Linked DNA regions of Homo sapiens: region 2 is linked to region 1. Evidence: read pairs that join two places in POLR2A ChIA-PET (ENCODE). Cell type or tissue: GM12878. All regions are shown on one strand. Region 1 overlaps RXRA (retinoid X receptor alpha). Region 2 overlaps VAV2 (vav guanine nucleotide exchange factor 2).

Region 1 (4,000 bases):
CGAGCCCCGTGGGGCCTGGAGACAGCTGAGTGACTGTGTGCCTCCTCCCCAGGCTGGAATGAGCTGCTCATCGCCTCCTTCTCCCACCGCTCCATCGCCGTGAAGGACGGGATCCTCCTGGCCACCGGGCTGCACGTCCACCGGAACAGCGCCCACAGCGCAGGGGTGGGCGCCATCTTTGACAGGTGGGGGTGGTCCCGGGAGGGGCGAGGGCGCTTCGGTCACCTCCGCCACCAGGCCAGCTGAGTTCAGCCACCTTGGCCCCGGTGCACATCCTGCCTAGTATTATTTCAGTGCATGAAGGGTGCACACATGGAAAAAGAGAAAAGCATGAGGAGGAGGCTCAGAGCCCTGTGCCAGCCCTGCCTCTGGGGCATCTGTAACCACAGGGAGCACTTGGCCTATCTCCCTCCATCTCTTCTTTTTTCACGATCCCATGTATTTATCCGTGGGAAGGAAAGCTTCGTTTCTTTTTAAAGTGATTATACCGTAGATGCAGTTTTGTAAAAGTGTCAATTCCAGTTGGCATGTCGCAGGCTGCTTGAGGCTGGCACGGTAATGCCGTGGCAGCCCGGGGCGTGGTGCGGCCTAACGCCTGTCCCCGTGCAGGCAGGGGTGTCGGGACCGCAGTGCTTCACACCTCCCAGTGGAGCAAAGGGCTGCACCTCAGCCACTTCTCAGGGGACACACTGGAGGAGCAGCACTGGCTGGAGGGCCCACCCTCGTCCGGGCCTGGGTGGTCCGTGTCCGTTCATGTTGCCCTCCTGGAGTGCTGGCCAACTCCGCTCTGCCAGGCGAGGCGGACAGTAGCTTCCTTGTCCCTGTCTCTGCACAGCCTTTTTTTTTTTGAGATGGAGTCTCGCTCTGTCGCCCAGGCTAGATTGCAGTGGTGCAATCTTGGCTCACTGCAAGCTCCGCCTCCCGGGTTCACACCATTCTCCTGCCTCAGCCTCCCGAGTAGCTGGAACTACAGGCGCCCGCCACCACGCCCGGCTATTTTTTTTGTATTTTTAGTAGAGACGGGGTTTCACCGTGTTAGCCAGGATGGTCTCGATCTCCTGACCTCGTGATCCGCCCACCTCGGCCTCCCAAAGTGCTGGGATTACAGGCGTGAGCCGCCGCGCCCGGCCTCTCTGCACAGTCTTTCTCCACGAGTCTAGAGAGCCACACACACCAGACTGGGCCTTCTGGGGACCGGATGTCAGCTTCAGCTGGAGCGGGAAGGCTGGGGAGGGGCACTGCGGGGTCCCTTGGGCAGGGGTCTGCAACACAGGAGCCGTGGGTGGGGAGGAGCAGGCCACCTGGAGAACGTGGCCCCTGAACACGAGAGCCCCAACGTTAGAGGTGAGTAGAGGCCATGCACCGGCACTTACAGGGGGATTAATGCCCCAGCAGCAATGCCCCAGGGGGTGGTTCAGGTCCCAGAGTCCCAAGGGTGATCCTGGAACTTGACCTCCATGGGATGTGCCAAGTGCAAAAGGGTTTGTGGCCGCAGACGGTGGGCAAACGGTAGTTCAAACAGTGTCCTTGAGGGTCTTTGCCGCAGGACTTGTCAGGGCCTTTAAGAAGTTAGTGTACAGGAGGGTCCCCACGGGGGCTGCAGGGTGCAGTGTGCAGTGTGTATTGCCCACAGAAGCTTCTTTAGAGGGGTACTGGGGATATGGCTTTGGGAAGCGAAGCCCCAGCCACTTGCCCAGCTGACAGATCCTTTGTCTGGCTGGTAGAGAGATGGCGATGACAGAGGTTTCAGGGTTACATTCTCTGGGGTCCCACAGCAGTGACTACAGAGGCCCCGGCATTTCCTCGCCTTTTTTGCGAGTGGAATGCAAAGTCTGCCCTCAGTGGCCCAGGTCTTTTCCATGCCCGCTGCCCCATCCCTCTGCAGCTGTGTGCTCCTGCCTCAGAGCAGACATCGGGGGTCCCTCCCAGCTCCTGTTCTGTCCCACCCTGTTCTCCAGCCTCCTTCAGATCTTCTTCCAGGAATCAACCAGGGCACTCCCCATTCTGCAGACCCTCAGGGCCGCCCTTGGCCCACAGGGGAGAGCCCAGGCTCCTTAGGCAACCATCCCCACCTGGTCACCTCCTTTCCCCCGCTGTGGCCCACCCTTACTTCCTGGACACAGCAGTTGAGCTTTGGGGTTGGTGGGCAGGCTGCTGAGGCTAGGGGGCCCAGTACACTGCAGAGGCTGGTGTGATTCAGAATCCAGCTGCAGGGCTGGGGCAGCTGAGTCTGAATCCAAGAACGCCCCCAGCGTCTCCATGGAGGGAGCTGGCGGGCTTTCCCCGTGTTGAGGCTGGTGGATTTTTTTTCTCTGGTGACAAGAAGTAGACATGCCTCCCTCTGGCAGCCCCCACCCAGGGACACCAGGCCCTGGGGAAAGGTATCTTCCTGGACTGAAGGGAGCGGCTGGGGCTGTGGCATGGGAAGGGGCTTTGCCTCAGGTGGTGCTGGGTCCACAGCTGAGGAGGGACAGTGGTGTGTCTCACTGGGTTCGGGAGGGGTGGACTCTGTGCCCTCTGTGCAGCTGCGGCTCACCTCAGTTTAGCTGTCACGAGGCCCCTCCTTAGCACCTCGGTTCCCAGAATAAAGCCCCGCAGGCAGACCCTAGAGGGAGAGGAGAGGAGCCCACCCTCCGGGCAGGGCCAGGCAGGCCTGGCAGGGGCGGCACCTGGGCCTGGGTTCCAGCCCACTCCCTCTCGGGGTGTCTGGGAGTCCTTGCCTTGGCTTGGCCCATCTCAGCGGCCCTCGGGCCACGCCGGGCTCTCCAGAGGCCTTGGGTATCTGGGGTGTGGCCCTGGTGAGGGCTGCGACCTAACTGGGATGGGGTGTCTGCCCTCCTCCTCTGCAGGGTGCTGACGGAGCTTGTGTCCAAGATGCGGGACATGCAGATGGACAAGACGGAGCTGGGCTGCCTGCGCGCCATCGTCCTCTTTAACCCTGGTATGGCCTTCCTGCCTTGAGGCTTCTGGCCCCGTTCTCTGGTGGGGCAGAGGTGCCTGGGCCTCCTCCTGGCTGTACTTCTTGCCTCTGGCTACATGTGGGGCCAACTCCCACCCTCCTTGAGCTCAGTGTGCCCCCCTCCCAGTGAAAGTGTGGCCATGCTGCCTTCTGCTCACCTTGAGGGCCAGCCAAGGGGGCATGGTCCCTGGGCACAGGGGGACCCAGCAAGGCAGTTGTCATGAGGGGCTTGGTGGTGCCGTCTGGGCTCCGCGGTTCATAGTGTTCATCACTGTGCGTCGGAATCCAGACTCCGAAAGTGGCCAGCTGTGGTTGTGAACTTCCGGTGCTGAAGTTCAGGAGTCCCAAGCCCTGCAGGCTGGGGATGGGTCAGGCCTGCCGGGTGTTCCAGAGGGGACCAACCTCATCCCCAAGCCTCGGGTCCAGGGTGTTTCTGGGGCTGGGCCCCTGTGGTTGAGGAGAGCAGGGCTTGGGGCTGTGGGGCTGGGGCTGGGCACAGGCCTCCTGGCCGACAGTGCGGCCCTTCTCCAGCCTCTGGGTTCTCGGCTTGAAAAGCCTCCTAGGTGCTACTCCTTCGCCCAACAAGTGCTGACACGTGCCTGTTTGCTCGGTGCCCTGCTGGCATGGGAGGGCCCCTTCAAGCTGCTGGATAGGGCTTGCCTGCCTAGAGCTTGGGGTTTAGAGGGTCACGCCCACCAGCAGGCACCCCCGGCACGTGAGGGCAGGAGCACGGTTGGTCGAGGGTGCGGGCCACTTCCTCCGGGAGCTGCAAGTTAGGGGCCAGGGGAGTGAGAGGCACGGAGGTGGGGTGGGCTGGTGGAGGCAGCCCAGGCAGGGCCTTGAAAGTCTTGCTAAGTTTGGGTTTTTTCTTGGGGCCACAGGGAGCCAAGTCCTGAGGGGTTCCAGCCGGGAGGGAGCTATGGGTTTCTGTGTTTGGAAACTCAGCTCATTGCGTGATAGGGGCAGGTGGCTGGGGTGTGGAGGGAGAGGTTTGGGGCTGCTGTGGGGAGCTCACTTGGGCTATGGTGGAGGGAGTGGAGC
Region 2 (4,000 bases), 450 kb before region 1:
TAGGAATGTGTCGGCCGCTCAGTGCCCAACCACACACGAAGCCAGGCCCAGAGGAGATGGGTCCCCAGGCAGGGGCTGCATGAGGACGGCTCGGCTCCCAGGGCAGCAGGAAGGAGCGGACGCCGCAGCCGTCCGGAACTCGGACAGAGGATGTTGACAGGGAGGGAGGACAAGCAAATGAAGACTTCCTGCAGCAGAGACACAGAGCCCGGAGCCACGGCCGCCGGCAGGACAGGCAGCCAGGCACTAATCCGGGCCCGGCCCCGCCTCCGGCCATGTCCCAGAGCCCCACCACTGACCTCTGGCCCACGAGGACCTCCTGCTGTCAGCCTGCTGACTTTGCCAGGGCCCCGAGCTCCCCAACAGGCCCCAGCTGAACTCACTCAGCTGAAACGGCATTCGGGGAGCACAGGTGCTAGTGGTGAGGGGAAGGCGGCGCCAGCTGCGCACCCCACCGCCCTGTCACCTCATCAGGGAGCCTGCCGGCGTCACCTGAAGGCAGCCCTGCCTTCTGCCTGCCTTCTCTCTCTCATCTGAAAGTGCCATCTTCCTCTCTCCATTCATCCTTATTCTGTGCCCCCTCCAGAAAGCCAGCAACACCAAGCACAGGGTTTCTGCCTCTGCGGCTCAATGCCACGAGCCAGTGCGCGACACACAGAGTAGGGTGGAGAACAGGCTGGGCCACCAGCCACCCGGGAGCAGGAGGCCCAGGACCGGAAGCCATGTGGCCAGAGGGCAGAGCTGGTCAGCCCTGGGGCCATCTCTGGACTCAGGCACCTGGTTCTCTGTCTCCCAACCTCCCACCAACCCAAGGGGCCATTTTGCCGGTGGAGGGGGGAAGTGAATGGCGCTCCAGAGGCAAGAGACCTGCACGGGCTGGCACGAGGCCTCAACCCCCACACAGCTGCATGACCTCAGACTGGCCCGTCACCTGTCCCTCCTTCATCCATTAACCAGGGCAGAGCCGCCCCCACCTGGTGCTGCCCAGAGTCTTCCAAGGACCAGGGGAGGTGCCAGTGCTGGGCGGTCCTGAAACAAACCCACCCAGAATAGAGAAAGGGCATGTGTCAGGGCAGAGGGGCCCTGGCAACAAGATCTTTCCCCAGGGCACTGGGGTGCTGCCCCCGACCCTGACACCGCAGAGGCTGATCATCACCCAGCTGCCCGACCAGCCATGGGGCATGGCCACCTCTCTGGAACCTTCTATCACGCATCTCCCTGGGTCTCAGACTCATCATCTGCTGCAGGGAAACACCATCCCCTGCAAGGCAGAGGGAAGAACACCAAGCAGGTGGCCCAGTGCCAGCCAGGTCGAGCTCTGCAGTGAGCGGCAGCCGCTGCCTTATGTCTCTACTCATCAGAGCTGGTGGCATGCAGCTTCCTCTGCCCCAACTGCTGCTGGAACGCAGATTTCAAAAACTGCAACACCCCTTCCAGCAATGATCCAGGATGAAGCACTGTGGCAGCGCCTCCAGTCTGTGGCCACACAGAGCCCTCTCTGTAGAACAACCACCTGTCTCCAACCCTTAGCTACCAAAAGCCATCTACTTTTCAGGGCATCTCAAGTACCACCTCCTCCGGGAAGCTCTCCGCCATCACCCTGCCCCCAGGGATCTAAATACCTCATTTGCTGAGGACTAGCACAGCTTGCTGTTGACCCTGCCAACAGCAAAGCCTGCACGTGCCCCATCTTCGCCCAGTCAAACCCAGGAGGCCCTGGGGAGAAGCAGGAGACGGGGTGAGGCCCCTTCTTCAGCGTCCCGTGTTGCCAGCAGGTTTTCCTCACTCATGGTCCTCATGTGAGTATTAACAGCTCCCTTCCCCATCTCAGACTTAGGTGTTGTAGGACCATCTGGCTCACCTGATTCTGCTTGCCCCAGAATGCCTCCTTCTGCAGACAGGCACTAGTGACCACGACCACACCCCCCACTATACCCGTGCAGTGTCCAGGTGCGCCCAGCAGCGCGCCCAGGGCTTCACCTTCCACTTGGCGGCGAGAGGGGAGGGGAAGAGAGGTGGGTAGTGAGGCGGCAGTCTCAGGAAGAGAGCCACTCCCTCAGGCCGCCCGCTGCACTCTGCTCTGATGCTGAGGGAGGGCAGGCGGCGGGTGAGGGCCGGTGCCCTTCACTGGGAGTGAGCCGCCGGGCTCGGGGTGAGGGTGCCGAGTCCTGAGGCTCAGTGGGCCCTGCTGTGGGGTAGAAACTGCGCTGGGCGCCAGACACACACTTTTTGCACCAAATCTTTCCAAGAGTCTGCAAGGTGGCCACCGTCATCCCATTTCAGACAAGGAGGTTGAGCTCGAGGGACACGGCCACCAAGAAGATGCTATGTGTGGCCAAGCGAGTGTGGTCCCCACTGCCGCCCCTGCGGGCCACTCATCGTGTTTCCAAGCATTTCCAAGGATCTCTTTCTGGCAGTGTCATTCCAGACACGAGGAGCCCGGCCTCTGTCAGGAAAATGGGGCTGAGAGCAAAGCCCCCTCTAGACTGCCCCAAGGGCGGGGGTGGGGGTCATGGAGGCGCTCAGCCCGCTTCCTGGCACGAAGAGGGCCTGGGAGAAAGCTTTGCTCTTACTGAGCACTTGCTGTTGGACCAGCCCCTGCCAAAGGCTTTAGATACAAATGGAACAGTAAATGCAACAAACTGTGCGACCCGGAAGGGGAAAGCCCGGGGGACCAAGAGCCCTTGTCAGGGGACTCGAGCAGGCCTGGGGGCAGGAAAGGCTTCCCAGGACAGGCCTCTAAGCAGATGGCAGCAGTGAGCCAGGCAAGAAGGTTCCCCTCCAGGGAACTGCAGGGGAAAGGCCCTGAACTGGGAGGCACAGGAAGGTGGCCAGTGTGCCTGAGGCTGGGGCACCGAAGGCCAGGGAGACTCGGCAGGGGCGACGGCCGGCCGGCAGGAGGGTGCCTCCAGGGCAGGAGCACCAAACTGTGCATGGCTGCAGCACACGTGGCCGCAGACTAGGCTTGTGGGGCAGGAGGCCGCAAGAGGGGCACCTGGGACGGGGCACGGCCAACCAGGCTGGCAGGGCAGGAGGCCACAAGAGGGGACCTAGGACGGGGCATGGCAGACTCTGGCTGGCAGGGCAGGAGGCCCCAAGAGGGGGCCTAGGATGGGGCGCGGCAGACTGGCTGGAGGGGCAGGAGGCCACAAGAGGGGACCTAGGACAGGGCGCAGGAGTCTCTGGCTGGCGGGGCAGGAGGGCGCGGCAGACTCCGGCTGCCGCCTGGTTTTGGAGGGCTGGCCGCTGTGCTTTGCAGGGCCCACCACCTGGTTTTGCAGGGCGCGCCGCCTGGTTTTGGAGGCCCCACTGCCTGGTTTCATAGGGCCCGCCGCCTGGTTTTGTACATCCTGCAAGCTAAGAAAGGTTTTTACGTTTTTAAATGGTTGAGCAGGGTGGTGGGGGAAGCGTAAGAGTAATATTTCATGATATGTGAAAATGATAACACATTTCAAATTTCATTCTACAAAAATAAATTTCATGGGAGCATTGCCACGCTCCTCCGTTTACAGACCACCCAGGGCTGCTGTCGTGCTGCAAGGGGAGAGTTGCGTAGTCGTGACAGAGACCGTCTGGCTCAAGAAACCTAAAATATTTACCATCCAGGCCTGCGCTGGAACATCTGCCGCCACCTGCTCTAGGAGAGAGACGGCAGTGGCCGGGCTGGGACACCGGCAGAGAAGGAAGTGACTTCAGGGGCAGTCAGGAGGGAGACCTGCTGGGGCCTCAGCTAGGGGCTCGGGTCTGGGCATCTGCATAAAGCCAGGGTCTTCCACACTGGCCCCACCAGGTTGCCAACGCTGTCCCTGTCCTGGGAGTCCCACCCCTCAAACTGGGAAGCCACAGCCCACAGACATGGCCTGGACACAGGGACAAACATGTGTCCCTACAAGTCTCCTCAAAAGAGGGCATCACGCTGCCCACCACCCAGGCCAGAGCCCAGCGTCCTTCCAGGAAGACAAGGAAGATTTCCTCCAGGAGGAGACATCCTCATGACCTG

The links. ChIA-PET counts read pairs that join two places held together with the same protein. Peaks named below come from ENCODE experiments on the same cell type or tissue, not always from the same donor. Only the 100,000 strongest peaks of a DNase experiment are listed, where the experiment ranks them.
Region 2: POLR2A ChIA-PET joins it to region 1 with 6 read pairs; 1 of 35 experiments calls an interaction of 5 or more read pairs at or near these places.

What each region holds. Positions count from the first base shown.
Region 1 is chr9:134,429,056-134,433,055 of GRCh38, forward strand. It overlaps RXRA (retinoid X receptor alpha), which reads left to right. Exons shown (of 10, transcript NM_002957.6): 7 at 53-185; 8 at 2,850-2,941. Among named protein-coding and RNA genes, the nearest start is that of MIR4669, 52 kb to the left of the region's middle. In GM12878, no CTCF peak of the experiment used is centred here; no DNase peak of the experiment used is centred here; H3K27ac peaks cover 181 bases.
Region 2 is chr9:133,979,382-133,983,381 of GRCh38, forward strand. All of the region lies in intron 1 of VAV2 (vav guanine nucleotide exchange factor 2), which reads right to left. Among named protein-coding and RNA genes, the nearest start is that of VAV2, 11 kb to the right of the region's middle. RefSeq lists enhancers at 329-378, 332-847, 3,810-4,000. In GM12878, no CTCF peak of the experiment used is centred here; no DNase peak of the experiment used is centred here; H3K4me3 peaks cover 949 bases; H3K27ac peaks cover 773 bases.